Linked DNA regions of Homo sapiens: region 1 is linked to region 2. A link is a loop called in an ENCODE intact Hi-C map of the cell type or tissue named here. Cell type or tissue: B cell. All regions are shown on one strand. Each heading gives the region's core, and the rest is flanking DNA. Links, peaks and the distances in the headings are about the cores only. Region 1 holds the start of SLC35A2 (solute carrier family 35 member A2). Region 2 holds the start of SUV39H1 (SUV39H1 histone lysine methyltransferase).

Region 1 (13,441 bases), core at 4,219-12,218, 220 kb before region 2:
TATTTTTCTGACAGTGTGCTTGCCTGAAAGTGTATGTCAGTCTCTGGCTGCATGTGTATCTAGGTCGTTTCTGTGAATGTGTCTGACAGTATGTGTTTGTGTATATCTTGGCATTCATGTGTCTTTGGAGTGCATTTTTCTTCCTGGGGTGTGGCGCCTTTTCTGGCTGTTTTTCACAAATTTGTGTCTGAGAGTTGCCACTTCTCTAGCAGCCTCTATCATGTCTCTCAGTCCTTGCCTCTCTCAACTCCAAGAGCAGCCCCATGCCACCACCACTCTGGGCTCACCCCCATCCCCCAAGAACCACCCCCTGCTGTTCTAGATTCTAGACTTGCTGACTGGGCCCAGGGCTCAGGGTTAAAAGCTCCAATAAACACTCACCAGGCAATGCTGCCTTTGACCAATGCACACCCGTGGCGTTGATGGTAGGGGTTCCCCCTCCCTGGCTACCAGATATTTCCAGGGCCCTGGCCTCAGCTTTCCAGTGAAGGCCGCCAGTCGCCTGGAGGACTCCGGTGAAGGAGTCCGACAAGCACCTTTCGAGACGGAGTCTTGGATAGCCACAAGCGCGAATTCTTAGAAGCCCGGCCTGGCGCTATCTCTGTGCTAATATCCAGGCAGCGGCGGCAAACCAACTTCCCAGGAAAGGATACTGCGCAGTTATTTTTTAAGTGTAAATACACACACACACCGCCACCACTACCAACAACAACCCCGCGCAACAACCAAAACAAGCGCGGTGCTGCAAAGGGATTCCCAGAACCGGTTTCCTCTTGGTGTGAGCCCCACCTCAAGCCCCCTCATTTACATGCAGGCCCCGCCTCCTCGGAAGAACCGAGCGTGTATTTGCATAAGGGGGCCCTTGAAACGATGAGGGTGGTATGCAAATAAGAACTGGCTCCGATTGGCTGTGGTACAGCAGGTGCCGCGTCCGGATTGATCAAAGCCAGGTGGGCGGGGCTGTCGCCCAGGGTGACTCTCCCGGGAGGCGCGTGCCCAGGCTCAGTAGCATTGGGGCTGGCGCGCGCGGCGAATCTCAACGCTGCGCCGTCTGCGGGCGCTTCCGGGCCACCAGTTTCTCTGCTTTCCACCCTGGCGCCCCCCAGCCCTGGCTCCCCAGCTGCGCTGCCCCGGGCGTCCACGCCCTGCGGGCTTAGCGGGTTCAGTGGGCTCAATCTGCGCAGCGCCACCTCCATGTTGACCAAGCCTCTACAGGGGCCTCCCGCGCCCCCCGGGACCCCCACGCCGCCGCCAGGTGAGTACATCCTCCCCTACTGCAACCAGACGGGGTGGGCTGGAATGATGGGTTGCAGCGCGGGGGGAGGGAGTCGTGGCTGGGCTCAGCACGCCGCCACCCTGACTTCCTCGCCTCCGCCTGCGTAGGAGGCAAGGATCGGGAAGCGTTCGAGGCCGAGTATCGACTCGGCCCCCTCCTGGGTAAGGGGGGCTTTGGCACCGTCTTCGCAGGACACCGCCTCACAGATCGACTCCAGGTATCCGTCATGAGGGTCTTGGGAGGGTCAGGTGCGTGTGGCGGGGGCGGGGGTCCTGGCCCTGGAATGCTGGTTGACCGAGGAGTGAGCCTGCAGAGTGTGTAGAGGACCAGGTGTGTGTGTGTGTGTGTCCGTGTCCGTGTCCGAGGAGTGAGCCTGCAGTGTGTGTAGAGGGCCAGGTGTGTGTGCGTGCGCGTGTGTGTGTCGGTCTAGGAGGTTATGGGCGGGGGGGGGGGGCAGGGGGCTTCAGATTCCGGAGTTCCTTGACCCCGGGGTCCAGGCTGTGTATGTGTGGGAAAGCAGGGACCTAGATGTGAGATTTGTGGGACTTTTGGAGGTAGGTGTCCAGTGTGGAGTCATGCGGACCAGGACCCTGGTACAGAGTTGGGGTGTCGTAGAGCTAAATAGGAAGATTGTGGGCCTGGGGTATCAGGAAATCTAGAACTCAGGACTTGGAGTGATGAGTCCTGATGCCTGAGAACGGAGAGCCCAGGGCTAAGGAAGGTGGGAGAGATAAACTTGGTTCCGAGGACCTGGAGGGCAGGGGAGACGCCCTGGTACGCGTTCTGTGGGGTGCTGTGGTTGGGGACCAGAAAGACTAGAGTGCTGGTAGATGGAGGAATACTGGAGGTAGGCAGAAGGTCTAGACTGGGAGGGGTCTGGGGATCACCTGCTGGCCTCCTTATCACGGCCTTCTTCTCCAGGTGGCCATCAAAGTGATTCCCCGGAATCGTGTGCTGGGCTGGTCCCCCTTGGTGAGTACCTTCGGAGCCCTTCCTAACCTACCTACTCCATCACTGATGTATTCACCTCCTTGCTTTTCCAGGGGATGTATGACTCCCTGGGCCCTGTAACAGTGAGAATACTGCCAGCCCATTTATACTCCCTTGGGGTGACATACAGTTCTGATTCACCCCAATTCCCCTAGAGCCCTGGATTCTCCCCTCCAACAAACCTTTACCATCCTTCCTCCAAACACTGCTGGGGGACTGCCCGCAGGGCGTGCTGGTGGGGAACAAGGGGCAGAGGTCACTGGTTGCCATGGTGATGGTGGCTGCTTCTCTCTTGCCGTTATAACGCTAACGGACATCAGGGCGGGTCTGGGCAAGTTGTAGAGTTGGGAGCGCCCCCTGGCGGGCTCTAGGGGAAACTGCGCCTGCGCAGTCCATGGGACCCAAAGGGAGAGGGTGCGCCTGCGCAATATCGGTATTTTTGCATCTCGGTGAGAAAACGTCTGCTGCCGTGCAAGTCAGCAGCCTGGCCAGGAGAGGGCTCTACCTCATCCCAGAAGGTTGCTGCTCGAAGTGTACCTGCGCAGGGCTTGGGGAGGCAGTGGGGGGCGGATTTTGTGGCCCCCAGCGTTTATACTTTTTTTTTTTTGGAGACACAGTCTCCCTCTGTTGCCCAGGCTGGAGTGAGGTGACGCGATCTCGGCTCACTGCAACCTCCGTCTCCTGGGTTCAAGTGATTCTCCTGCCTCAGCCTCCCAAGTAGCTGGGACTACAGGAGCGCACAACCATGCCCGGCTAATTTTTGTATTTTTAGTAGAGACAGGGTTTCACCATGTTGGCCAGGCGGGTTTTGAACTGCTGACCTCAGGTGATCCGCCTGCCTCGGCCACTCAAAGTGCTGGGATTACAGGCATGAGCCACCACGCCCGGCTGCATTTATGACTTTTTTTTTTCCTTGAGACGGAGTTTCGCTCTGCTGCCTGGGCTGGAGTGCAGTGGCGTGATCTCAGCTCACTGCAGCCTCCACCTCCTGGGTTCAAGCGATTCTCCTGCCTCAGGCTCCTGAGTAGCTGGAATTACAGGCACCCGCTGCCATGCCCGGCTAAGTTTTACGTTTTTAGTAGAGACCGTGTTTCACCATGTTGGCCAGGCTGGTCTCGAACCCCTGACCTAGTGATCTGCCCGCCTTGGGCCTCCCAAAGTGCTGGGATTACAGGCGTGAGCCACCGCGCCCGGCCTCTAATTTTGTATTTTTAGTAGAGACGGGGTTTCTCCATGTTGGTCAGGCTGGTCTCGAACTCCCGACCTCAGGTGATCTGCCCGTCTCGGCCTCCCAAAGTGCTGGGATTACAGGCGTGAGCCACTGCGCAGGGCCACATTTAGGCTTTTTATTGGCTGGTTCTAGGTGCTTGGTGATGCTGACAAAACACATGATAACACTAAGTCCTTTTGTGCTAGGTCCTTTGTAATAAATCACTCAGCTGTTTAACAAATTAGGTATATTGACCACCTACTATATGACAGACATAATTCTAGACACTCAGCAAAGTATTACATAAGTATTGAGAGCTCATTTTGTGCTAGGTCCTTTTTTACTAATTGTTTTCACCTGTTTAACAAATATTTATTCAGCCCTACTCTGTTAGCAGCCACTGTTCTAGTGCTTCATATACGTCCGTGAACAAAACAAACCATTACACAATAAGTGTTTATTGAGTGCTAACTGCTTGTCAGAGCCCATGCTATTAAGTGCTGTCATCTGTTTAACATTTATTGATCACCTGTGTAAGGTACTATTCTAATCTGGGATATGTCAGGGAACAAAACAAAACACATAATGGTGGTGCTGCTTCTGCTGAAAGCCTTCAGTTGATAACCAGATTTTTCTTTGTATTTTTGCTTGTTTGTTTTGAGACAGCTGGAGTGCAGTGGTGTGATCTTCACTGCAACCTCTGCCTTCTTGGCTCAAGCGACCCTCCCACCTGAGCCTCCCAAGTAGCTGGGACTACAGGTGCATGCCACCAAGCCTGGCTAATTTTTGTGTTTGTGCCATTTTGCCCAGGCTGATCTTGAACTCTTGGGCTCAAGCAATCCACCCACATCAGCCTCCCAAAGTGCTGGGATTGCAGGGATGAGCCACTGTGCCTGGCCGAACTTCTTTCGTTTATTCAAATGTTTATTGATCTACGACATGCGAGATTTGTGCAGGCTCTTTGCTGGTTTCACCCTCTCAATCGCTGTGTGAGTTTGTGTCTTTAGGGAAAGTGAGGCCCAGGAAGGGAAGTGAGTTGCTTAGCGACACACTGTCAGGAAAAGGGGCCCTGAGTTGAGCTTAGGTAAAAAGCCTCAGAGCTGTTGCCCTGACATCTGTCTTTTTTCTCTCCCTGCTTCCCACCCCACCTGTGCCCCCAGTCAGACTCAGTCACATGCCCACTCGAAGTCGCACTGCTATGGAAAGTGGGTGCAGGTGGTGGGCACCCTGGCGTGATCCGCCTGCTTGACTGGTTTGAGACACAGGAGGGCTTCATGCTGGTCCTCGAGCGGCCTTTGCCCGCCCAGGATCTCTTTGACTATATCACAGAGAAGGGCCCACTGGGTGAAGGCCCAAGCCGCTGCTTCTTTGGCCAAGTAGTGGCAGCCATCCAGCACTGCCATTCCCGTGGAGTTGTCCATCGTGACATCAAGGATGAGAACATCCTGATAGACCTACGCCGTGGCTGTGCCAAACTCATTGATTTTGGTTCTGGTGCCCTGCTTCATGATGAACCCTACACTGACTTTGATGGTAAGGCTTCTCTAAATCTCCCTGGAGGGATTGTTTTTACTTGATGGCCTTGTGACCTTTGGCCTCCAGTGGTGGGGTGTCCTGTAATCCTTGACCCATACTGCATTATATAAGATGATCGATTGCTAATACTGGGGATTCTCAGCCTTGCCCTCTGATAAAGTCCATCTTTTAATGGTGTGCTAACCTTATTCTGGGCTCCTATTCTGGTGAGGGGATCCTGTTACCATCCTGAGTATTCTTTCTCTGGTAAGGGGATCCTGTTACTTTTCAGTGCTTTTATTCTGTTGAGGGGACTCTGTTATTTTAGCTGCTTTTTATCTAGTGAGGGGACTCTGCTTTTATCTTGAGTGCTCTTAATTGTGGTGAGGCCATCCTTCCTGGAGAGTTTGGGGTTGGAGAAGGGCATCATGAGATTGAGTTGGTCTAACCCCTGGCTTGTGTGCAGGGACAAGGGTGTACAGCCCCCCAGAGTGGATCTCTCGACACCAGTACCATGCACTCCCGGCCACTGTCTGGTCACTGGGCATCCTCCTCTATGACATGGTGTGTGGGGACATTCCCTTTGAGAGGGACCAGGAGATTCTGGAAGCTGAGCTCCACTTCCCAGCCCATGTCTCCCCAGGTGAGGCCTCACTGACCCCAGCCCAGAAGACTCCATCCTTCTCAGGGACCAGTACCCCCTACTGACTGCTAATCTTCCCTCTCTGCTTCTTGGCCTACAGACTGCTGTGCCCTAATCCGCCGGTGCCTGGCCCCCAAACCTTCTTCCCGACCCTCACTGGAAGAGATCCTGCTGGACCCCTGGATGCAAACACCAGCCGAGGATGTACCCCTCAACCCCTCCAAAGGAGGCCCTGCCCCTTTGGCCTGGTCCTTGCTACCCTAAGCCTGGCCTGGCCTGGCCTGGCCCCCAATGGTCAGAAGAGCCATCCCATGGCCATGTCACAGGGATAGATGGACATTTGTTGACTTGGTTTTACAGGTCATTACCAGTCATTAAAGTCCAGTATTACTAAGGTAAGGGATTGAGGATCAGGGGTTAGAAGACATAAACCAAGTCTGCCCAGTTCCCTTCCCAATCCTACAAAGGAGCCTTCCTCCCAGAACCTGTGGTCCCTGATTCTGGAGGGGGAACTTCTTGCTTCTCATTTTGCTAAGGAAGTTTATTTTGGTGAAGTTGTTCCCATTCTGAGCCCCGGGACTCTTATTCTGATGATGTGTCACCCCACATTGGCACCTCCTACTACCACCACACAAACTTAGTTCATATGCTCTTACTTGGGCAAGGGTGCTTTCCTTCCAATACCCCAGTAGCTTTTATTTTAGTAAAGGGACCCTTTCCCCTAGCCTAGGGTCCCATATTGGGTCAAGCTGCTTACCTGCCTCAGCCCAGGATTCTTTATTCTGGGGGAGGTAATGCCCTGTTGTTACCCCAAGGCTTCTTTTTTTTTTTTTTTTTTTTGGGTGAGGGGACCCTACTCTGTTATCCCAAGTGCTCTTATTCTGGTGAGAAGAACCTTACTTCCATAATTTGGGAAGGAATGGAAGATGGACACCACCGGACACCACCAGACACTAGGATGGGATGGATGGTTTTTTGGGGGATGGGCTAGGGGAAATAAGGCTTGCTGTTTGTTCTCCTGGGGCGCTCCCTCCAACTTTTGCAGATTCTTGCAACCTCCTCCTGAGCCGGGATTGTCCAATTACTAAAATGTAAATAATCACGTATTGTGGGGAGGGGAGTTCCAAGTGTGCCCTCCTCTCTTCTCCTGCCTGGATTATTTAAAAAGCCATGTGTGGAAACCCACTATTTAATAAAAGTAATAGAATCAGAAGCGGCTGGCCATTTGTAGGTGTGAGGCTTTTATGGAGCATCTACTGTGCACTGAGACAGACTGTCCCTCTGCTTTGTCCTCAGGAAGCCACAGTCTTATGTTGCCATCCTAAAGAGCTTTAAGGATTCTTGAAGCTGCACCACACACACACAAAAAAATCTTGATTCCCCTGCCCCTGATCTTATGCAGTGCCCAGTATGTGCAGAAGGGTTCTCTGTTGGAGATACTGTGCATATTGAAGGTGTTTAGGGCACATCCCCAATCAAGATGGCTATCTCAGAAGCAGAAAAACTACCTTCCCTGGCACCCCAGGGGAATGAAGAAGCCCTTTCCCCTGTTGCAGAAGAAAAGCCCTGTCAGGGTACTGGCCAGGGCGGGGCTGGGGTTGGGCGCTGACTGGAATCTGTCCAGGGTGTAGTCACCTGTTTTGCTCTTTATCTTTAGCCTCTTCCCCCATCTTTACCCTTACATACCCATCCCTCTAATTTCTCCTTCAACACTTGACTTACCTGGCCTACCCTATTCCATGTTGGTTTCACTTGTTCCGACCTGAGTTGTTCCCTCTCTTGCCCTGCTTATTTGTCTCGGTTCAGTATAAACTCCGCCTTCCGGGTTCCAGCGGTTCTCCTGCCTCAGCCTCCAGAGTAGCTGGGTACAGGTGCATACCACTAAGCCCGGGTAATTTTTTTTTTTTATTTGAGACGGGGTTTTGTCGTTTTGCCCAGGCTGGAACTCCTGAGCTCAGGTGATCGCCCGGCTCAGCCTCCCAAAGTGCTGGGATTACAGGCGTGAGCCACCGCCTCTGGCCCGGACTCTTGCCCTGCTTCCAAATGCTAGCTAACCTGTGAGCCTTTCGCCTGTCCCCTTTGCCATCCTCAGTGGTGACTCACTTGTCTTCCCTTATGTGCGTCAACTTTCCTTTGCATTTTCACTTGTTTATCCTCACCTGCTCTGCTTTTATCTGCTAGCTTAACATTCCTGACTCGCACCTGATGCCAGTACGCCCTCACCCCGACCCCGCCAGGTCAAAGTTTCTTCGTCCCCAGATTCCCGTGTGCTCTCCAGGGGGCGAGGCCTCTCTGGAAGACGGGAAAGCGGAATTTCAGTCCAACCATGAAGCACCTGGTAGTTTCTGATACGGAAAGGGCGGCGCCTTATGGAGAAGCTGCCAATAAAGAGCCGAGATGAAAGGGGTGGCTGAACCAATGAGTCTAGGAGACAAGATCGGGGGATGATCTGGAAAGCGCGATCAGTGAAGCGGACGAACGGCAGGATAAGGCGGGTCTAGTGACAGGAATGGGCCGATGAAGCTCTGTAGGGATGGTGGGTAGGCCGATCGGGCCGTGTCCCCGGCCTCCCGATCCGACGGAATTTGGAAATCCCGGGGCTATTCATACATTGAGCTTTTAGGAGCGGAGGAGAAAAGCCACCACCCTGACGATCCCGGCTCTCGCTCCACCTTCACTCAGGTGGCCCGGCAGCGGAAGTGACGAACGCGGAAGTGGTTTTTCTGTTGCCGAGGGGACGGGCCGGGCAGATGCCAACATGGCAGCGGTTGGGGCTGGTGGTTCCACCGCGGCGCCCGGGCCAGGGGCGGTTTCCGCGGGTGCATTGGAGCCGGGGACCGCCAGTGCGGGTGAGACAGTCTGCCCGAGCAGTCGCATGGGAGGCGGAGGTCGGGATCGCTGGGAGTCGGGAATGTTCCTCACTAAAGTGAGAGGGAGCATCCCGTGTGGACCGACGTGTGTGTGTGTGTGTGTGTGCACATTGTCAGTGTGTTGGGGGCGGGGAAGAGAACATTCTGAGAGTGATTGTGGGATCCTTCCGCATATGGAGAGTAGAGACCATTGTGAGTGTGGTGGGTAATTCTTTTTGGGAAGGCTAAGGCCACCGAAACCATTCTGAATATGTGGAGTCCTTCCGTGTGGAAGAGACCATTCTGCGGGTGTGGGAGTTCCTCACTGAAGAAGGGGGAGACTATTCTGAGGGTGGTGGTTCCTTCCTTATAAAGGGACAGAGACTATTGTGAGTTAGGGTGGGGCGAGTCCTTCTTTATGTGACTAGAGAGGGTCCATTTTGAGGATGGGGGTGTCTTTCATTATGTGCGGAGGAGACCGTTCTGGGGGCTCCCTCCTAATGGAGGTAGAGTTCATTGTACATTCGGGTGGGAGGGCTCATCGTTATATGGTGGAGAAAGAACGTTCTGAGAGTGCCGGGTCCTTCCTTATAGCAGAGAGAGCTCATTGTGAGTGTGGGTAGAGCAAGGAAAAATTCATTAGCTAGAGGGTCCGTGTGCGGTGGTGGGAGGGCAGACCATGTGGAGTGCAGGGAAGTATTTCCTCATCTGGTTGAGGGAGCCAGACCTTTCTTGGTGGGATAACCATTCCTGATACAGGATTCAGTCCCTGGGAGCATGTGGGAATCATTTCTTGTATTTAGTAGACTATTCTGGTTCGAGAGGAACCAGTTGTCACAGGAGTGAGGGGTTGGAGAGACCATTCTGGGTATGAGGAGGATCATTCCATATGGGATGTAGGCCATTCTCAGTGTGAGGGAATCGAATCATTTCTTAGATAGGAGAAAGACCGTTCTTAGGGGGTGAACATACCTCATACAGTGGCCTCATTCCCTGCATTGATGTGTTATTCTTTACATGAGACAGTCCCTCATTAAACAGGAGCATCATTTCATATAAATTCTCAGTTTGCTAATCCATAAATGGGAATCCTCGCAGTTCTTTTGGAGATGACAGTGATATGAGTCTATTGAGGTAATCCATAGAAATCCCTTAACCCAGTGATAGGCATACAGTAAACACTCAATAAACGTGGAGAATGTAGTTGTCGGTATTCTTTCTGGGGAAGAGTTGCTTCTCACTTGGGAGGAAGCCGAGGCGCGTGGCCAGGGTTTGCCTCAGCCATTACCTGACACCTCAGTAAGGATTCCAGGTATGGACTGGGACAGGGTGGGGCCCATTTCTCCCTTCTGGCTCTTCCTGCTCATGGCTGAGGCAGTAAGCCGGTAGGAGTCAGACCCTTATTGGGTGAGGGCAGGCAGGCTGAGGGAGCAAGTAGCCATGGCTAGGAGGGTCCTGGGTGAGAAAGAAAGGGGGTGGGTGGTGGTGTGGCTATGCCCCAGCGGCTTCTGACCCCGTCCTTCCCCCTTGCCCCTTCCGTTCCCCACAGCTCACAGGCGCCTGAAGTACATATCCCTAGCTGTGCTGGTGGTCCAGAATGCCTCCCTCATCCTCAGCATCCGCTACGCCCGCACGTTGCCAGGGGACCGCTTCTTTGCCACCACTGCTGTGGTCATGGCGGAAGTGCTCAAAGGTCTCACCTGCCTGCTGCTGCTCTTCGCACAGAAGAGGGGTACGAACCAGGGATGGGGCTGCACTGGGGTCGGTGGGTGAGACTCCACATGTATGTGTGTGTGTTCACACAGATGGTTTGCTTCAGGAGTGTCTCCAAATCTCAACCTGCCTGGAGCGCCACTCCAGCTATGCGTAGCGGCATCTTACACTTTTCTAGCCCTAACAGCCGGGTAGCCGGCCTGTGTGGGCTGTAGGAGTGAGATTGCCAATGCTTATAAAGTAGCAGGGATCTCTCACATGTGATTTAGCTTCATATTATGGAGAATTCCGAATACATGCAAAATCAGAGAGAATAATCAAATAGTAAAATATCCATGTACCCATCCCCCAGAGTCAGCAATTAGCAACTCATGGCCGCTTTAAACAACATCAGTGATTGTTCACTCACTGCCAATCTATATGTCTACCTACGTCCTTATCCTCTTATTATTTTTAAGTAAATCCCACACGAAGTAATATTGTATGGAAGTAAATTCCCCTGAATTATCTTGAATAAATGTAGCTGGGATTACAGGCACGTGCCACCACGCCCAGCTAATTTTTTTGTATTTTTAGTAGAGAAGGGGTTTCACCATGTTAGCCAGGATGGTCTCGAACTCCTGACCTCGTGATCCGCCCACCTCAGCCTCCCAAAGTGCTGGGATTACAGGCGTGAGCCACCAGGCTGGCCTTGTTTGGTATCTTCTAAATCTGTTAATCTCTAGGGGTTTTTTGGTCTTTGCAATTAATTTGTTGGAGAAAACAGGTCATTTGTTTTGTAGACTTTGGGTAGTCTGGATTTTGCTGACTGCCTCCCTAAGGCAAATATTCTCAAAAATTTAACAAGTATTCTGTCTTCTACATCTCTTGTAAATTGGAAGTTGGGTTTATCTGCTAATTTCAACATCTCCCTGAAGGCCTTCTACTTTGAAGTGTTGCCCAATTGTTTCTCTAAAAAGGTCTTGCATAAGTAAAGGGATGGAGATGAATTATGCACCTTTGCCCTTTGTTTACATTGAAGAGAATATTCTCACCCACCTGTTAACTCCAGGTTAACAAGAGACCTGCTCTTACCTTTGTTAACTCTGTGAACAGTGTAGGTGTGAACACTGCCTCAGGCCGTGGGGGTAGATGGGTTAGCAATGCAGAGGAGCAGCTTGTCCTCATTGCTGATGGAAGATGGAAATAACAGATAGCCACAGACTTAATCACAGGCCTTCATCTCTTAGCCACAATTTCAGCACCCCTCTCTCCCCTGCCCGGAATTTTTTTCCCCTGAATTCGAGTTTGGAGACCAGGAGTGCACAGGGTTTGGTGAATGAACATCAGTAGGAGTTCCTGGGACAACCTTGTTCAGTGTTTGAAGAAGTTTTGCCTGTGGAGTGACACCCAGCTGTGACTTAAAAGATGAACTGCTGGCTGGGCGTGGTTGCTCACGTCTGTAATCCCAGCACTTTGGGAGGCCGAGAGGCAGGTGGATCACAAGGTCAGGAGTTAGAGACCAGCCTGGCCAAGATGGTGAAACCCCGTCTCTACTAAAAATACAAAAATTATCCAGGCGCGGTGGCAGGTGCCTGTAATCCCAGCTACTAGGGAGGCTGAGGCAGGAGAATTGCTTGAACCCGGGAGGCAGAGGTTGCAGTGAGCCAAGATCACACCACTGCACTCCAGCCTGGGCGACAGAGCAAGACTCCTCACCCACCCACCCCGCCCCGCCAAAAAAAAAGATGAACTGCCAAAAAGTGGGGCGAGCTTTGCAAAGGCCTTGTTACATAGGAAATGATTCTCATGTTTTTTGTTTGTTTGTTTTGAAATGGAGTTTTGCCCTTGTTGTCTGAGCTGGAGTGCAATGGCACGATCTTGGCTCACTGCAACCTCCGCCTCCCGGGTTCAAAAGATTCTCCTGCCTCAGCCTCCTGAGTAGCTGGGATTATAGGCGCCTGCCACCACACCCGGCTAATTTTTGTATTTTTAGTAGAGACGGGGTTTCACCACGTTGGCCAGCCTGGTCTCGAACTCCTGACCTCAGGTGATCCACCCACCTTAACCTCCCAAAGTGTTGGGATTACAGGCGTGAGCCACTGCGCCCAGCCCGATTATCATGTTTTCACTGGAGCAGGTCCCAAGCGGACTTCTGCTTAATGGTCAAGCCTGCATTCATCCATGTGGCAGAGGCAACTCTGTGTCTAGGGCTGACAGAAAGATGCAACAAGGGGGAGATGGCCCCTGCCCTCAGACGGCACATGGGTCAGTGAGGAGCTAGGATAAGTCTAAAAGTCTAGACTATGCCTGGTGTGGTGGCTTACACCTGTAATCCCAGAACTTTGGGAGGCCGAGGTAGGCGGATCACGAGGTCAGGAGATCAAGACCATCGTGGCTAACACGGTGAAGCCCCATCTCTACTAAAGATACAAAAAATTAGCTGGGAGTGGTGGCACGCGCCTGTAGTCCAAGCTACTTGGGAGGCTGAGGCAGGAGAATGGCTTGAACCTGGGAGGTGGAGCTTGCAGTGAGCCGAGATCGCGCCACTGTGCCAAAAAAAAAAAAAGTCTAGACTAAACTCTTCTGTGTGGGAGACAGCCCTCCACCCCAGCTCCTAGGGCTTCTATTTCATAAGCTCCAAGTTAATGATGGTTATTTCTTTCTTTCTTTTTTTTTTTTTTTGAGATGGAGTCTCACTCTGTTGCCCAGGCTGGAGTGCAATGGCATGGTCTCAGCTCACTGCAACCTCCACCTCCCAGGTTCAAGCAATTCTCCTGCCTCAGCCTCCCAAGTAGCTGGGATTACAGTCGCTTGCCACCACACCTGGCTAATTTTTGTATTTTTAGTAGAGATAGGGTTTCAGTGTTGTTGGCCCAGCTGGTCTTGAACTCCTAACCTCATGAGCCACCTGCCTTGGCCTCCCAAAGTGCTGGGATTACAGGCGTGAGCCACGGCACCTGGCCTAATGCTGGTTATTTCATTGTACACAAATATATTGAGTATTGAGTGCTTTCCCTGAATGGGGCTCTCTGCCAGGGAGGTAGGCTCTAACATGAGTGACATGCTCTGTGATTAGCAGACACGGATGGCTGATTCTTTTGCTGCCATTAAACTGAGTCTCAGAAAAGCTTGCTGGAAACATGGTTGTACTCTAGGGAAAACCAAGATCACATACTTCATTCCAGCCTCCAGGGATTGGACAGCAGGGTGGATGGGGGAGTCACAGGAGCAAGGCCTGTTCCCAGCCTTCAGGGGTTCCCCAT
Region 2 (15,792 bases), core at 7,255-15,254:
CCAACGACAGAGAGTCTTGATGTTGAAAAACTATTTCTGAAGGTGGGTGGGGGTTTGTAAGTGCAACCCACAGATGGGGCTGGGACAGGGAAAGGGGACTCCTGGAGTCGGTCCTCACCACGGCCACAGCCCTGAACGTAGAGCAGGTAGGAGCAGGTGGGGGCAGGTGGAGGCAGGCGAGGCCCTGGCAGTCATTCTCGACAGGAGGGCAGCAGTGGGGGAGGTGCATGTAGCTTCAGGCCCCCTCAGTCAGTCTGGCCTCAGACTTCTAAGGGCTAGAAGAGGTATTTGCGGCAGGACTCAGTCCCACACTTGCATTCAATACGGACCCGCTTCTTAGGGGAGCCAGGGAGCCCAGCCAGGCCAAAGTTGGAGTCCATGCGGGTGCTCTCCATGTCCACGGGGTCCACTGTGGAGTCACAGCCAGGGAGGAGAGGAGGGAAGGAGGCAGGGAGGGAGGGGGAGAAGGAGGGAGGGAGGAAGGTAGGGAAGGAGGCAGGGGACTTGTTAGAAGGCCTGGATGAAGGGTCCCACTACCCTTTATACCATGAGACCAAGGATCTTTGGGGCTGGGAGCAACTCTGGGATTTGAGTTGGGAGATCTTAGGGTTGGTGGTTTGGGGCTAGGGCCAGGGCTCAGCACTGGAGGTTGTTCAGGCCAGGGGTTGAAGAATGCTGGGGGAGGCAGGGAGCCGTCAAGGAACCAGGAGGGTCGTTTTAGGTGTGTGGGGGGGGGCAGGGGCAGGAATAGAGGGCCACCTGGGCATCCAGAGGTACATCTGAACTCTCCTGCCAAAGACCTGCCCTTGAGGGTCTCAGAGGTGGCTAGCTTATCAAGGAGGGGACTGGCTGGAGGCCACAAGGGTGTCCAGAGGCTTGGGATGAAGAAGGCCAAAGGGAGCTAGGAGTGGGGAGGGGCTGGGGGATGAGGGAAACTCAGTCAAGACTGGAGTCAGGAGTTTCTTAACTCTCCAGGAATCTTGGGAGAAGTTGGTATGAATGCCTCAGGGTTAGGGTTCAGGGGCTGGGAATGAGGGGACTCGAGGGGTAGGCAGGGGTCTAGTAGTCCGAATGGGGGACTGGGAGTCAGGAAGAGCATCTTAAAGCTCCCGCTAAAGAATTTTCCTTGGTTCTCTGAGTGACTGGTGTGCCTTTGGGAGGGGTCCTTGTGTCCCAAGTCACAGTGCGCCCCTGCCCCCAGTCCCTTGCCACCCCCACCTTGCATGTTGTAATCAAAGGTGAGCTCCTCGCCTGCCCGGATGGTTCTTGTGGCAAAGAAAGCGATGCGGGGCAGCCGCTCGTCAAGGTTGTCTATGAAGACGTTGTACACCTGCAGGTTGGGGTCACACTGGGCGAGAAAGAACAGTTGGGAGAGTGAGGAGGGGCTCCAGCCTGCCCCTCTCGACCCCTTGCCCGCCTGCCGGGGGTACCCACACTGTGGTTGACAAAGTGGGAGATGTTGCCATAGTAGGCGGCATCCACGGTGTACACGTCCTCCACGTAGTCCAGGTCAAAGAGGTAGGTGGCGCCCTGACGGTCGTAGATCTGGCCCCGCCGCTCTGCCTCCTCTGAGGTAATGATCTAGGGAAAGGGCCATGGGTAAGGGGAGATTGGCCGCGAAGTCTCAGGAAAGCCGGCACTGCTCCTGACTTCTGAAGGACAGGGAGCAGGAGGCACCCCTGCCCGTGGACACACATGGGCAGTGACGCAGAGAGTCTGTCGGCCCTTCCTGAGGAGCTGGGCCTCAGCTGGCAACTGCCTGGCCCGCCTCAGGCCTCTGGCTAGCAGGAGGAGTCCCTGGCGGTGAGTGCAGGCTGGCCTGGCTGCAGGGCCCAACTGGGGCCACGCGAGCACCTCCTGCCGCCACCCAGCAAGAGCTGCCCAAGAACCCCTGGAGCCTCCAGTGCCTTGGGACGGAGCAGGAAGGTGATCAGGAGAGACCAAAGCAAGGGCAAGAAAGAAAGTGACCCAGGGTGCCACAGGGAGAGATACTTACTGATCCAGGCAAGGGAGCCTGAGCCCATGCAGGACCCAGCAGGGAGGGCGTGGAGAGAGGGGAAGAAGAGACCCAGGCCATGGGGAAAGGGGGCAAGGGCCTCAAGACAAGAGAGGTGGAGGCAGAGGCAGAGGGAGGCCCAGGTTCAGAGAGCCAGAAAGAGGCTGAGGCCACACACTTCAGAGACAGCAGCAGAGGAGGAGGAAAGATGAAGGGAGAGCACAGTGAGAGAAGCTCTCCCTCGGCCCAGGGCTGCGCAGTGCCAACTGGTGCTTCAGACGGCAGTGGGTGCCTCCTCCCCAGCTGGTTCCCTACCTGTCCTAGGAAATGGGAAGCTTTGCTGCCATCCTAGCCCCAGCCTGTCCTTGCCTCCCAATCCACGCCAACAAATCTCCGGCCCCATGGCCCCTCTTCCCTGAGGCCAGCAACGGCAGCCTCCTGCCAATCCCCAAGCGTAGCTGACCAGGCCCTTCCCTGGGTAGGGGTCCCACTGTACCTCAGCCAAGAACAGTGCACAGCACACAGGAGACACATGGGGACTGCTGTTTACTTTGATTCTGCTTCCTGGCTTAGCAGCCTGTCCTCTGTCCAAGTGGCGGCCCTCCAGGTAGCTCCAGTACTCCCCCGCCACACTTCTTCCTTCCCCTCCCTTCTCCAGAGACCCCTCTCGGGCTTCCTTCCTTGCTCACCCTCATGTGGGCCGGTGACCATGCCCTTCTGACTTGGGAATCCATCTCCTTAGCTAGGATGGCCACACTGGTGTTCTCCCTGGCTGTCCCCTCAAGGCTGTGTTCCATGCCAAAGGCTGACTAACAATGCCTTGAGGAAACCAAGATTTACCCTGCCTCGGGCCACACTACCCACTGCCCCGTGCTCCAGTTCTGTTCCTTGAGGAACCTGGCTCCCTTGCCAGGGTTTTTATTGAGGCCTTCCTTGTGCCCAGTCCCAGCATGCAGGGCTCACGGTCTGATCAGGGAGACACAGGGACCAGGCCCGGTCCACTCTCAGGGGTCACAGGTGGGTAGGGGATACACAGGAACCAGGATTGGTCCCTGCCCTCAAGGGGTCAAAGTCTGGTCACAGAGAGACAGATTCACACACCCACAGTGTAAGACTGTGATCAGGAAACAGTGCTTAGGGCTTGAGGGGGAATGGAGAAGAGACGGATTCTCTAAAACGAGTTGCAGATCATAAAAGGGCTTTACCACCTGGTGGAAGAGTGGGGACTCTCTCCTAAGGGCCACAACATGAGGGTGGAATATGTCAAGATCAGTCTCCCTTCACCTCCTGGAGAACAGTCTTCCTTGTGGCATCAGCTCAAACAGATGGGACCTCTCTAGGCAGCCTTCCAAGCTTCCCGTTCCTCCCCTACCTCAGAAGCTGGCCACTTGTCTGATCAAGTCCTGGGATCAAAGGGCAGCCTCTCCCAGGCTCACAGGCCTAGTGGGTGGGGTATGAGCCATCTTTTTCACCGTAGGCCCTCCTTGAGCCAGGAGGAGTGCCCACATCCTTCCTAGTCTCCATCTTCATGCCTATTCTGCCACTACCTGCTCTCCCAGTCTCACCAGGAGTGAGTCATACTGCAGGCCCTCCAGGGCACAAACACTTCTTGGTTCCTTCTCATCTTCTTTTCAGTCCCATTCTCTAATGATTGGTCAACCCTGAAAGCTTGGGAACAGATGGGCCTGTCTCTGCTCCCTAACAGCTCTCCAGAATGAATGGAAAAGACAGGCTGTAAGCTGGCAGTTCCGAGAGGGTGCTGACGTGAATGGGAACTAGAAGACTTGGAGTCAGCTGCTGCTCTGCCCCCTCCTGGATATGGGATCCTGAATGTTCTCTCTGTGCCTGTTTCCTCAGCTAAAAAAAAAAAAAAAAAGCTACAGCCTGGCAGGGTACCAGTTTTAGATATTATTTGGGCCTTTATTTTTTTATCCATTGTACTACTTTTGTGATTTTAATCAAGTTATTCTACCTCTCTGGGCCTCAGTTTTCTCATCTGCAGAATGGGAATGACAGTGACAAAATCCCAACCTGACAGGGGCTGTTGTAAAGATCCATACAAGATCATGGACGTGAAAGGTGTTCCTGTTTCTGATAGGAGAGTGAGCAATGTTAGGAGTGGTTATGAGGACCAGTTATAAATGTAAGGCACACCCTTAATTTTATGTGCCCTTTACCAAGAAAGGAAAAACTGCTGTTAATTATAAATGATACACCATGATTTAATTAAGACATCTTCATTTCCGAGATGTTAAAATAGGAAGAAAATGCATGTTTTAGAATGGATAAAATAGGCTGGCATTGTCTCTTGGGTGAGGATGGGAATGTTCTGCAGGAACGTGAAAGTTCTGACCCAATGTGGGAGGCTGCAAAGGAGGGAAGGGCAGCTCCCGTGGAGGGAGCTCTTGGTACAGACTGTCAGTACATGTCCCAGCTGAAGAAGGACAGTAGATAGCATGGTGTGCAGATAGGCCCTTGATTCCGTAACACCCTGGCAGCATCTGGGACGGCACTACAGAATCAAGTAAATTAGAACTGCTGCAACGAAATGTATGACTATTACCCCAAGTAGGATAAATAAAAACTACAAATAGGACCCTATCCGGTCAGGCTGGGTCCTGTAGCCAGATGGGTTACAAAAAAACTTGGTCTTCCAGACATTTTGGATTTGCTGAAGTTTGAACTATGCTGATAACATTTGTATCAAACTTACTGTGTACTGAACACTGTTCAAGTGCTTTTTCCAAGTGCTTGATACATAGTAACTCATTTAATTTTTGTAACAAGCCTGTGAGGTGAGTGCTATTATTGTTCCCATTTTACATAGTAAATGCAGGCACAGAGGTTAGTGATTGCTGATGAGTAGTGGAGCTGGGATTCAGCCTCGGGCAGTCAGGATCCAGAGTCCACCCTCCTAACCATTTGCTATACTGTCTCTTCAGAGGGGAATGCGGGAAGATGAGTTTGGCTCTTTCCGGAGGCCTGTGGCACCATCAGGAGGACCCATGGGTCTGAGGGTGCTGGAGGGCGGTCAGGAAATAGTGCAGCAAGAATGTGTGGAGAGCAGGAAGGGTGAGGACAGGGCTGAGAGGATCCCTGGGAGGATTAAAGACACTGACACTAAGGAAGAGCAGCCAGAAAAGTCTCAGGCCCAGGAGGGTCTGAGGCTGCCCTTGGGGTGTAGTCTTCCTCCTCGACTGTCAGGACCCTGTGTGGTAGACAGTGTTTCCTCCAGATGCCAGTACAGTGAGGCTGAGATACTTCCTGCTCTGTGCAGCCCCTAGGACGGTGGACTGTCTGGGTCCTATGGGGTCTGGACATCTCCTCCAGAGAGTTTGGGTTCCTTCAACCTCTGGACACTTCCTCCAGAGCGTCAGGACATTGAGGGCATGGACACTTCCCCCGATACTGTCAGGGTGCCCTTGGGTGTAGACTAGATCTCCAGGCTGTCCGGATCCCTCTGGGGTGAGGACACTTCTTTTTCCTGTCATGACAACATGGGTGTGAACACTTCCTAAGTCAGACCACCAGGTCCTCTAGAGTGTGGAGAGCACAAGCTCTTCCTCCAGGTCACTGGGGTCACTGTGGGACATGGACTTCCTGCAGATTATCAGGACTCCTTCCCCCGCCCACTGTCAGGAGCCCTCAGGGTGTGGACACCTCCCCACCTCCTCCTTCCAGATGGCCAGGTCCTGTGGCATGTAGACATCTCCTCCAGCAGGCCAGCAGGGTTATCTGGACAGGGTGTGGCTGTCTCCTTGCCCAGACTGTCAGGGTCCTCTGTGGTGTAGATTGTTCTACCCAAGATTGTCTCTGTCCCTGTCAGATGTGACCCTCTGTACAGTTTCTCAGAGTAGGAGCCTCTCCTTGTCATCAGTATCAGTGCTACAGTGTGGACACCCTCATGTGAGTGTTCCTCAGGCCAGTTTCTGTCACTTTCCAACTATATCACACCCCTAAGGGACCTATGGCTATATATAGAGGTATCTGGGGTTGTCACTATGACAGGGCACACTCATGGATTTAAATGGTCAAGGTCCAGGGATGCTAAATGTCCCCCAATGCATGAGACAGTTCTACATAACGAAAAATCATCTCATCCCAAATGCTAACTGCATCCCATCTTAGAATGCGACATTTTTCTGTTGTAGATACTTGCTAGTTATCTAGTTGCTAGTTATGGCTGTGCTTTAGCCTTGTGCAGCTGGGCACATGGCTAAAGCACATCCTGTTGCCTCTCTTGCATGGAGGTAAGGCCAGTGACTCAGTTCCAGCCAGTGGAGCATGGGCAGAAGTGATGGGTGCTGCATCTAGGCCTGGCCCACTAGGATGGGCCCCTTCTATCCCCCACTTGGCCCGCCTGCCAGGCAATGCTGAGGATCTGGTAGTGACTCCAAGGCTTCAAGGCACAGCAAAGGCACAGGAGGGAAAGAGCCTAGGTGTCCCAGTTGCTGTGTGAAAGGATACCCACTCAAACCCCCACAATGGACTGTTCCATGAGCAAGCAAACTTGTAATGTGCAAAGTCACTAAGATGAGGGGGTTGTTTTTACAATGGCTGGCTTGCCTAATACACTCGGCCTTCCCCAGTGTCCTGAAAGTCTAAAGGAGTTAGCCAACCTTTGTCCAAGGCATGTCTCATCCTACTCCAGACTGCGTTCCTTCTGTGCAGACTGGTAAAACAATGCTCCTCAGGCAGATACTGCTTGGTGATAAGATGGGCCCTTGTGAAATGAGAAGAGGAAGTGCCTTTCCAGCTGATGCAGCCCTATGCCAGACCACATGGCCTGTTACAAGGAATGCTAAGGCTGCCTGGATCTCAGCTCCCACTTTTCTTCTTTGCTAAGTACCCTGATAAAGTCAACCCAGTGCAGAAGTATTTTGGTGTTCCTGTAACCACCAGCATGGCCATGCTGGTGTGTACCAGCTTGGAATACTAGCCCCTGCCCAATGTCCCTGTGACACTCAGATCAGTCTCCCAGGCCTTTCCCATAGGGAAAGCAGGGAGTTTCAGACACACAGTGAGGAGAGCCGGGTGCACACTGTGAACACAGGGTGGGAAGAGCTGCACACACACACCGGGTCCCATCTCCCTACCTCTCCCACGTACTCCATGACGAAGCTGTTCTTGCGAATCTTCTCCAGGGTGCGGACGCCCCAGCCACGCCCATCATCCGTGCGGAAGATGCAGAGGTCATATCGGATACCCTTCTGTACCACACGATTTGGGCAGTCATAGCCGCAGCGGCAGCGGGAGTTGCACTCGTAGATGGGCAGCCCGGCTCGAAGCCGCACCTGGCCCTGGTCATTGTAGGCAAACTTGTGCAGTGACGCCCCCGGGCAGCAGCCTCCAGTGGGTGCCCACAGACAGTCCTGGCACTCGCAGCCCACAGCCACCTGGTTGAGGGTGATGCCCTCACCAACACGGTACTCATTGATGTACACGAAGGCCCGCGGAGGGCCGTCCAGGTCCACCTCATTCTCTACAGTGATGCGTCCCAGATGGCTGCGCTTGGCATTGAGCTCCTGCTCCCAGCGACGGAGCGCCCGCCTCTGCTTGGCCTTCTGCACCAGGTAGTTGGCCAAGCTTGGGTCCAGGTGCCGGGGGGTCTTTGACCGGTGGTGCCGCCGGAGCAGCTCCCTTTCTAAGTCCTTGTGGAACTGCTTGAGGATACGCACACACTTGAGATTCTGCCGTGGCTCCCAGGTGCTCTCTGAGTCTGGATATCCACGCCATTTCACCAGGTAATATTCCTGTTCCTGTTGGGGGTGGGTAGGGGGACGGGGGTACCGTAAGTAGTGAGATCTTTGGGCCAGCCTTCATGGGGCTTCCATCCCAAAGCTGATGGATAACACCTACCCCACCCCACCCCTTTTCTGGAATGACTTCATGCGGTGATTAAAAAGCATGGGCTCTAGAGTGAGGATTACTAGGTTCAAATCCTCCTCTCCCCCTTACTGTCTGTCCAAACTGTTCCAACTTTTAATTAATCTCCCAAACCCACTCCTCTCCTTGGTCTTCCCCATCATCAGCTCCCTCCCTTCTAGCTGTTCAGACCGGAACTCCTGGAGTCATCCTTGACTTCTCTTTTGTTCACACTTCCGACACCCACCCTCTGCACATCCCGTTGGCCCCACCTTCAAAATACGTCCAGTGACAAACCATCATCACTGCCACCACCCTGGCTCACCTGGACCCTGACAAGTCCTTGCCTGTTCTAGGCAGCTTACATGTATTATTAACTAACTTAATCCTCACAACCCCACATGAGGTAGATGCTCCTAGTTATCCCTCTTTTACGACAAGGAAAATGAAGTACTGAAGGTTTGGGTAGGTAGCCTGGGGTAACACAACCAGGACTGGAACCCAAGCATGCTGACTCCAGTTTGTTCTCCTAACCATCCTGCCACTCCCCCTTCTGGCAATAACTATCCCCATTTCAGTTGTTAGGGGATTAAATGAGTTTCCGAGAGGAAACGCCTGGCACACTGAAAGTGCTCAATAGCCATTAGCTATTGACATTTCCACTCCAGGGTTCAGCATCTCAATCTCTGCAATTACTTTGTATTCCTAGGGAGATGGGAAGAGATTTATTTGGGAATTCATTCCGGCTCCTGCCCAGAAAGCTACTTAGTTTCCCTATCTGTAACATAGGGATAAAAGGGTCTATTCATCCTGTGTTTTCAGGGTCAAAGGAGAAAATTCCCTTTGGAAACAGATGTGGGCAGTTGGGGACAAGAGGGCAGGACACTAACTTCCTTGTGACCTGTCCCCTCCCAGAGCATGGTCACCCCAGACTCACGCGGATCTTCTTGTAATCGCACAGGTACTCGACTTCAAAGTCATAGAGGTTCCTCTTAGAGATACCGAGGGCAGGGCAGGAGAGCTTGGCCAGGCGGCACAGGTCCTGCAGCTGATTCCAAGAAGACTTGCAACACACGCTGCAGCCTGGATCAAGCGGGGCAGAAAGAACTATTACTGGGCAGCCTGACTAGGCCAGGAGTCAAAGGGGACCCCAAATCCTCCCTGGGACATCCCAAAGACTGACTAAGAGTCAGGGAAATTTAATCCACAGGCCTTCCCCAGTGCTGAGACTGTTCTACAACAGAAATGTGCTTTGAACCCCAATACTCACTGCCCAAAGCTGCCCCTGGAGCAGCAGACCTCTAAGCGGGGTTTGCAACATGAATTGTCCTAAAGGAATCTATTTCCAGAGCTTCAAACTCCATGTCATTCCTAAAACTGCCTGCAAACCTGCTTTGGGTTCAGGACCTGATCACCCCTCTCTCCACTTTGCAAAAGAAAGAGAACAACCCCCCATCTCAGTAGGATGCAGTGCCCCGAGGTGGGGCGGATGGGAGGACAAGATTAAAACCTCCAGGGCACCAAACAAAGGCGTAACTGGAAAGACTGGTCTTTAATCCCTTATCTCAAACTCCTGGGCCAGATGTGTTTTGGAATTCAAAATTTTTTGGATTTTACAAGACTAGTTCTAGGATATCCCATACATCACCTAACACCCCCAGCGTGGCCAGGGGACATCAAGCTATAATCAAATGCATTAACCGTCCTGCAGCAAAAGTATGAATTTCCCACATTAAATAGGAGAAATAGAGATATAAAATAGCCTCACAGAAGAGTTCCACTTTATAATCTACTTTTGCCATAAATGGTGCCAAATTTAAGAAAAGGATTTCAGTTTTCAGGGCTTTTTAGATTTCGGAATTATGAGCAAGAGATTGTGGAATGATACTACATTACAGGAAGGCTCCTTAAATGATCAATCTGGGTGCCTTAAATCCACAAGGTATATTTTTTCACACTGCATTTTGACTTTCTGTCTCATCCATCTTTCTGTGAAGAGTAAAGCTCATCCAAAGGGTTATGCTCTGAATTTATACGCAAAGCGGTACAGATTAGTGACACTGATTCTTTTAAATATACCTGGTATATTTCTGGGACTGCCAAAATTTTGTAAGACACACGGATTTTAAAAAACAGATTTCTTTCTGATTCAAGGCACATTCTTAATCAAAGTACTTTAGAAGCCATTTTATCAAATCATGTCTCAAAACATTCCAAGGGCAGTCAGTCCTCATCCTATATCATCTTTTTAAAATGTTTAATATTTTCTGCCTCCCATTGCAAAAATCACACCTAAACTTTAGATGTCAACCTAAAAACGTACAAGAGCTTTTCAAAATTATTTCGTGTGCAAGCCCTACCCCCCCTACTTAGGCAAGACCAAGTGGAGACTGAGCCCGCCTGTGCCCACGCTTTCCTCTCCCTACAGCCTGTCCTCGCAAACCCCTTCCTTCACTTGCATTTGAAACCCCACTTAAGTGGTCCCAATTAACACCCTCCAGCTGCTGGCTCCGGAACTGGCCACAGGTGGACTCTCCTGAACCCCTCAGAGGTCCTCCCACTTGTGGAACCCATCCTCCCTGCGGCTTTCGTCACATAGAGGGGCCCCCCAACATAACTGAGTCACCCCTCTTTCCCTGCACATGGGGGAGTCCAGCTGTCCTATTAGGAAGGCCCCATTTCTCTCTTCTGGGAGATCCTCTATTCCAAACCCTTCCCCCATCACGCCGAGAGGCGATACTTTCCCCCAGAAGAGTTCTCAGTCCCCGCACTCTGAAGGGGGGGTCTGTCCCCCTTATCTTCCCTCCCCTTCCGGCGTCTCGCGTGGACACCGAATGGGTAACGGTCACCAGGGGCCGATTTTCCCGCGCGCGGGCGCGGCCTCCTCGACAAGCCCCCGCGCGTGCGCGCGCCGGTCCGGCCGCGATCTGCAGCGCGCGCCCCCCTCCTGCGTCCCCACTTAGCCCCAGGCCCGCTGCGTTCCGAGGCGCGCGCCCCCTCCCCTGAGCCCCGCCCAGCCCCGCGCACCAGGCCCGCGCTCCCCGAGCCTCATCCTTTCCGCGCCGAGCTTCCGGCTCCCGGCGCCGGGGCCTCGGACGCCGGGGCCCCGAGCCGGCAACGCCACCCCTCCAGCCCACCCGGCCCGGCCAGCGGGCCCGCGCCTCTGCCTCCACTGCTTCACCTTTTAAATTTTCCGCCATCTTTCCCCACGGCTAACGACATTCGGGCCTAGCCGGCCTCGCGAGAAGAGCGCTCGCGCGGGCGTGGCCGGGAACGCGCAGCCTATTGGCCGCGGCTCCCGACTCGCAGCACCCGCGCGGACCAACCGGAGAGCCGTGACCGAACCCCTCCCTGCCGCCCGGCTCGGTCCCGGAGGCGGGTGCTCGCCGCGCTTTCCCAGAGTGCGTCTGGGCGGCGGCGGCAGCGGGAGCGACAGCGGCGGTAGCTAAAGTTGCCAGAGGCCCTGCCCGTGCGCTGGTCTGTCTGTCACACTGCTAGCCAATCACGTTATCAGCCAGTCGCAGTGGTTCCTCAGTCCTGTCATACTCCCTGTTATCACCGTCAGTCAGCCCGTCATCTCATTTTAACCCCAAGCAGGCCGGGGCTCCCAGGTGGACTAGTGCCGTATCCAACTGCTCAGGCGGTCGCCCCAGACAGGTGCCTAGTCAGACTCCCGGCCCCCATCCACACTGCTGGGCAGTCAATACTGGCTTCCATTTGTGCCCTGGCCAGCGGCGACTCCCTGGAGGCAGGCAGACAGCACTGTTAGCCAGCCTGCCTTATCATTCCCTAAGACCATCCTGTCCTCACGTTGTCAGCAGATCAATCAGTCCTCCTCTCCACCCACCATAGCCCTGGGACCAGCTGCGATTCTCCCTGGCTAAATCCTCTCATAGACTGCAGCATCCAGCCATGCCCCCAGGCGGGCTGTGATTAGGTCGGGACAAGCTGTCACTGTCAGCATCTAATACAGCCCTGTCGGGCACTATCAGTTGGTCACTGTCTTTCCCTCAGATTACTTCTCATTCACACCACGATCAGTCACAACATCCAGCTAGGCCCTCAAAGCAAATAGTCACAGCAACTAGAGGTAGGATTAAGCCTCCACACCACCTGTCAGTGGGTCAGCCAGTCTGTCATTTCTCAGGCGACTCATCCCCACCATTGGTCAAGTCAGTCTCCTCTGATGCGTTGAAGCTGAGATTCTATCAGGGCAGACAGTCCGTAACCACGTACAGCCATCGAGTCAGACAGCTATGCCGATTTTGCTCCTGGCCAGCTGGCCTGTGACTCGTTCAATCCGCCCCTCATCACATCGTCAGTCATTCTCAGCATCCGACTGACCGCACCGTCTGTCAGGTGATCAGTCAGTCAGAGCACCCAGCCAGGCCCTCCAGCATGCTGTGATTCGAGCAGCGTGGATAGTTGATCACCAGATACAGCTGCCTAGCAAGCAGCCACGGGTCTGTTGATCAGTTAGCCTGAAGTTTCCCCAGGTGGCCCTCCTTTACACGGTGCCAGACAGTATAACATCTAGACATTCCCCCGCCAGCTGTGATTCCTGACAATAGTCATTCACAACATCCGGCCACCCAGGCAGGCAGTAGCACCACGGGCCATCAGTCAGCCAGCCTGCAAGGTCCTCAGGAGGCTGCCTGTCTTTTCCACTGTCAGGCTACCAGCCCCAGCCAGTCCTAGGCAGGCTGTCATTCAGTTAGATGTTCAGGAAACTGCGCTGTCACGTCCTCAAGTTGCGCCTTCTCCCTGTCACTCCATGAGTTCTGTAGTCAACCAAACAGTTATACAGTTAACCAAACGGATATTCTGTCTGCCTGCCAGTCCAGCTGTGAGCTCATTAAGAAGTGACTGGCTGGTCTGAGGTTCCGTCAGCCCCAGCTTGCCCTGAGGGGACAGACAGGAGCGAAGGTCCCACCATGCATCCCCTTCCCTCCCTTACTCCTTCTCGAGCAGAGTCAGGTGCTCATCCTCATGTACCCCCAGTCTCCTCGGGCAGCAGGGCTCTCCCACTCCCGGGTGTCCAGGAGACCTGTCCAACCCACAAGAGTGATTTAAGACAGGACCTCTGCCTGTCTGGATCTGAGAGGGAGACAAAAGGGTCTGTCGCCAGTAGTGCCCCCAAACACTATAAAGTAGTGGGCAAAAGTCTGGATTCTGGAGCCTGACTACCTGGACTCATATCCAGGCTCTGCCATTTACTAAATTACTTGATCTTAGGCAGTTTCTTAAACTGGTCTGTAAAACCTGCAGTAAGTGACCTTGGGGTGGGTGTCTCCTGCTCATCTGGAAAGTGAATCATTCTGGACTAGCACTTTTTCAGGAGACCTCAAAAGTTAAGAGGCCATCTTATTGCTACCGTGTCCCACTCCCAGCCAGTTGTCTGTTCATTCAGCATTAATTTAATGATTACTGCGTTGCCCAGTGCCGGAGCCAATATAAGGTTTTATTCACAGGTTTGACCTATTGTAATGTAAACCTCAGATTGGAGTGTAACACAAATACAGAAGGGTACACAGACCAGGGGTGAACACTGTAATGAGTTTTCACAAGCAGACCTACATGTGGAACCAGAATGCAGGCTGAGCAACCATTAAGCCAGATCTCAGAAGCATTTAATTGTTTCATATAAATTTATTGGGTACAAATATAATATTTTTTTTTTGAGACAGAGTCTCACTCTGTCACCCAGGCTGGAGTGCAGTGGCGTGATTTCGGTTCACTGCAACCTCTGCCTCCCGGGTTCAAGCGATTTTCCTGCCTCTGCCTCCTGAGTAGGTGGGATTACAGGCGTGTGCCACCACACCTGGCTAATTTTTGTATTTTTAGTAGAGATGATGGGGTTTCACCACGTTGGCCAGGCAGGTCTCAAACTCCTGGCCTCCAGTGATCCACCTGCCTTGGTCTCCCAAAGTGCTCGGATTACAGACATGAGCCACCATGCCAGGCCACAAGTGTAATTTTGTTACACAGATACATTGTGTAGTGGTGAAGTCAGGCATTTTACTGTATCCATCATCTGAATAATGTACATTGGCCTCCCAAAGTGCTAGGATTACAGGCATGAGCCACAGCGCCAGGCCACAAGTGTAATTTTTTTACATGGATACGTTGTGTAGTGGTGAAGTCAGGCATTTTACTGTATCCATCAACTGAATAATGTGCATTGGCCTCCCAAAGTGCTGGGATTGCAGGCATGAGCCACAGTGCCAGGCCACAAGTGTAATTTTGTTACACGGATACATTGTGTAGTGGTGAAGTCAGGCATTTTACTGTATCCATAGCCTGAATAATGCACATTGTACTCGTTAAGTAATTTCCTCATCATCTACTTCCTTCCCACCTCCCCACCCTTCCAAGTTTCTGTTGTTTATAATTCCACATGCTATGTCCATGTGTACACATTATTTAGCTCCCACTTACAAGTGAAAAGATTCAGTATTTGTCTTTCTGTTTCTGAGTTGTTTCACTCAAATTAATGGCCTTCAGTTTCATTCATGTTGCTGCAAAAGACATGATTTCATTGTTTTTTATGGCCGAATAGTATTCCATTGTGTATACCACATTTTTTTTTTGAGACGGAGTCTCGCTCTGTTGCCCAGGCTGGAGTGTAGTAGCGTGATCTCAGCTCACCACAACTCTGCCTCTCGGGTTCAAGCAATTCCCCTGTCTCAGCCTCCTGAGTAGCTGGGACTACAGGCATGTGCCACCACGCCCGGCTAATTTTTTGTATTTTTAGTAGAGATGAGGTTTCACCATGTTAGCCAGGATGGTCTCTATTTCTTGACTTCATGATCCGCCCATCTCGGCCTCCCGAAGTGCTGGGATTACAGGCGTGAGCCACCGCGCCCGGCCAACCAGAACACTGGATTTCTAAGATTTCTGTGGGGGACTGGGAGTAGGGATAAATGATGCTGATGGATCCTTCCTAGACTCAGTGCCCATCTGGGGACCTGGTCAGGGTGGGGTGGGGAGTGGTGTTGCGGTGTAAAGAATAATGAATTAAAGGAAACCTGAGACTCCCTCCTTCTCTAGCTTGGGGGAGTTCCCCTTTCCACCTAGAAATTCTTCCGTTGCTCTTGCAGACTGAAGAAGCCTGCCCTCTCTGGAGTCTCCCTCACCTTTATCTTCCTCCCCACTACCTTTCTCTTTTTCTCCTCCTCTAAAGGTAGGATGTCTGAGATCTCGAATTCACCAGATTTCAGAAATCGGAAGGGGCAGGGAGCTCAATTCTAGGCTTTGCTGTGCAACAGTTTCTAATTATGCCCTTGGAAATAGCTGTAAACGCCAAGGACGCTTTTGAGTTACTCCTTTGTTTCTGGGAGAGCAAGTCCTGAGGAGGCAGAGAGGTGACTCAGTGGGATCCCCGTTGGAAATCAGTTACCTCCATTGTATAGATGCGGAAACCAAAGCTCAGAGGTGAGGCATCTTTCCCGGGTTCTAGAGCAGATCTGTCTGATAATTAAGTCTTTGCCTTTTCCATTGCAATTGGCCAGTGCTTGATTTGAACTGGGAACTGGGCAGAGCCAAATTTTAAAAATGAGAGGGGGATCCTGCCCATCAAGATCCTGGTGTGTGAGTTGTTATGGGCATGGAGAATGGGGAGGTCTGCTCATTGAGTATGCTGCTCTTAATCTAGTATTGTGTTGATTGAATGATTTTTTTTTTTTGAGACGGAGTCTCGCTCTGTTGCCCAGGCTAGAGTGCAGTGGCACGATCTCAGCTCACTGCAACCTCTGCCTCCCGGGTTCAAGCAGTTCTCCTGCCTCAGCCCCCATTAGGAGCTGGGATTACAGGTGTGCACCACCATACCCAGCTAATTTTTGTATTTTTTAGTAGAGACAGGGTTTCACCATGTTGCCCAGGCTGGTCTCGAACTCCTGACCTCAGGTGATCCGCCCACCTCGGCCTCCCAA

The links. Hi-C counts contacts between places; a loop is a spot of excess contacts. Peaks named below come from ENCODE experiments on the same cell type or tissue, not always from the same donor. Only the 100,000 strongest peaks of a DNase experiment are listed, where the experiment ranks them.
Region 1: a loop joins it to region 2, with 25 times the contacts of the local background. A loop is called at or near these places in 7 of 110 quality-filtered maps.

The regions. Positions count from the first base shown.
Region 1 is chrX:48,906,588-48,920,028 of GRCh38, reverse strand. SLC35A2 (solute carrier family 35 member A2) reads left to right here and starts at 8,383. Exons shown (of 5, transcript NM_005660.3): 1 at 8,383-8,483; 2 at 10,033-10,215. The coding sequence starts at 8,393. PIM2 (Pim-2 proto-oncogene, serine/threonine kinase) reads left to right here and starts at 1,005. Exons shown (of 6, transcript NM_006875.4): 1 at 1,005-1,255; 2 at 1,384-1,493; 3 at 2,198-2,248; 4 at 4,637-5,009; 5 at 5,458-5,634; 6 at 5,735-6,847. The coding sequence starts at 1,195. The coding sequence ends at 5,898. RefSeq lists silencers at 759-998, 1,089-1,228, 9,140-9,189 and enhancers at 5,700-5,749, 7,440-7,489, 8,730-8,779. In B cell, for the core only: no CTCF peak of the experiment used is centred there; DNase peaks (open chromatin) are centred at 8,338, 10,032 and 10,208; H3K4me3 peaks cover 2,201 bases; H3K27ac peaks cover 2,917 bases.
Region 2 is chrX:48,692,054-48,707,845 of GRCh38, reverse strand. It overlaps SUV39H1 (SUV39H1 histone lysine methyltransferase), which reads right to left and starts at 11,112. Exons shown (of 6, transcript NM_003173.4): 1 at 11,043-11,112; 2 at 8,799-8,944; 3 at 7,093-7,755; 4 at 1,435-1,581; 5 at 1,219-1,348; 6 at 1-409. The coding sequence starts at 11,061. The coding sequence ends at 276. It overlaps LOC124905187 (a long non-coding RNA gene), which reads left to right and starts at 14,726. Exons shown (of 2, transcript XR_007068229.1): 1 at 14,726-15,295. RefSeq lists an enhancer at 10,279-10,558 and silencers at 10,699-10,798, 11,089-11,388, 11,419-11,498. In B cell, for the core only: no CTCF peak of the experiment used is centred there; a DNase peak (open chromatin) is centred at 11,265; H3K4me3 peaks cover 1,682 bases; H3K27ac peaks cover 1,695 bases.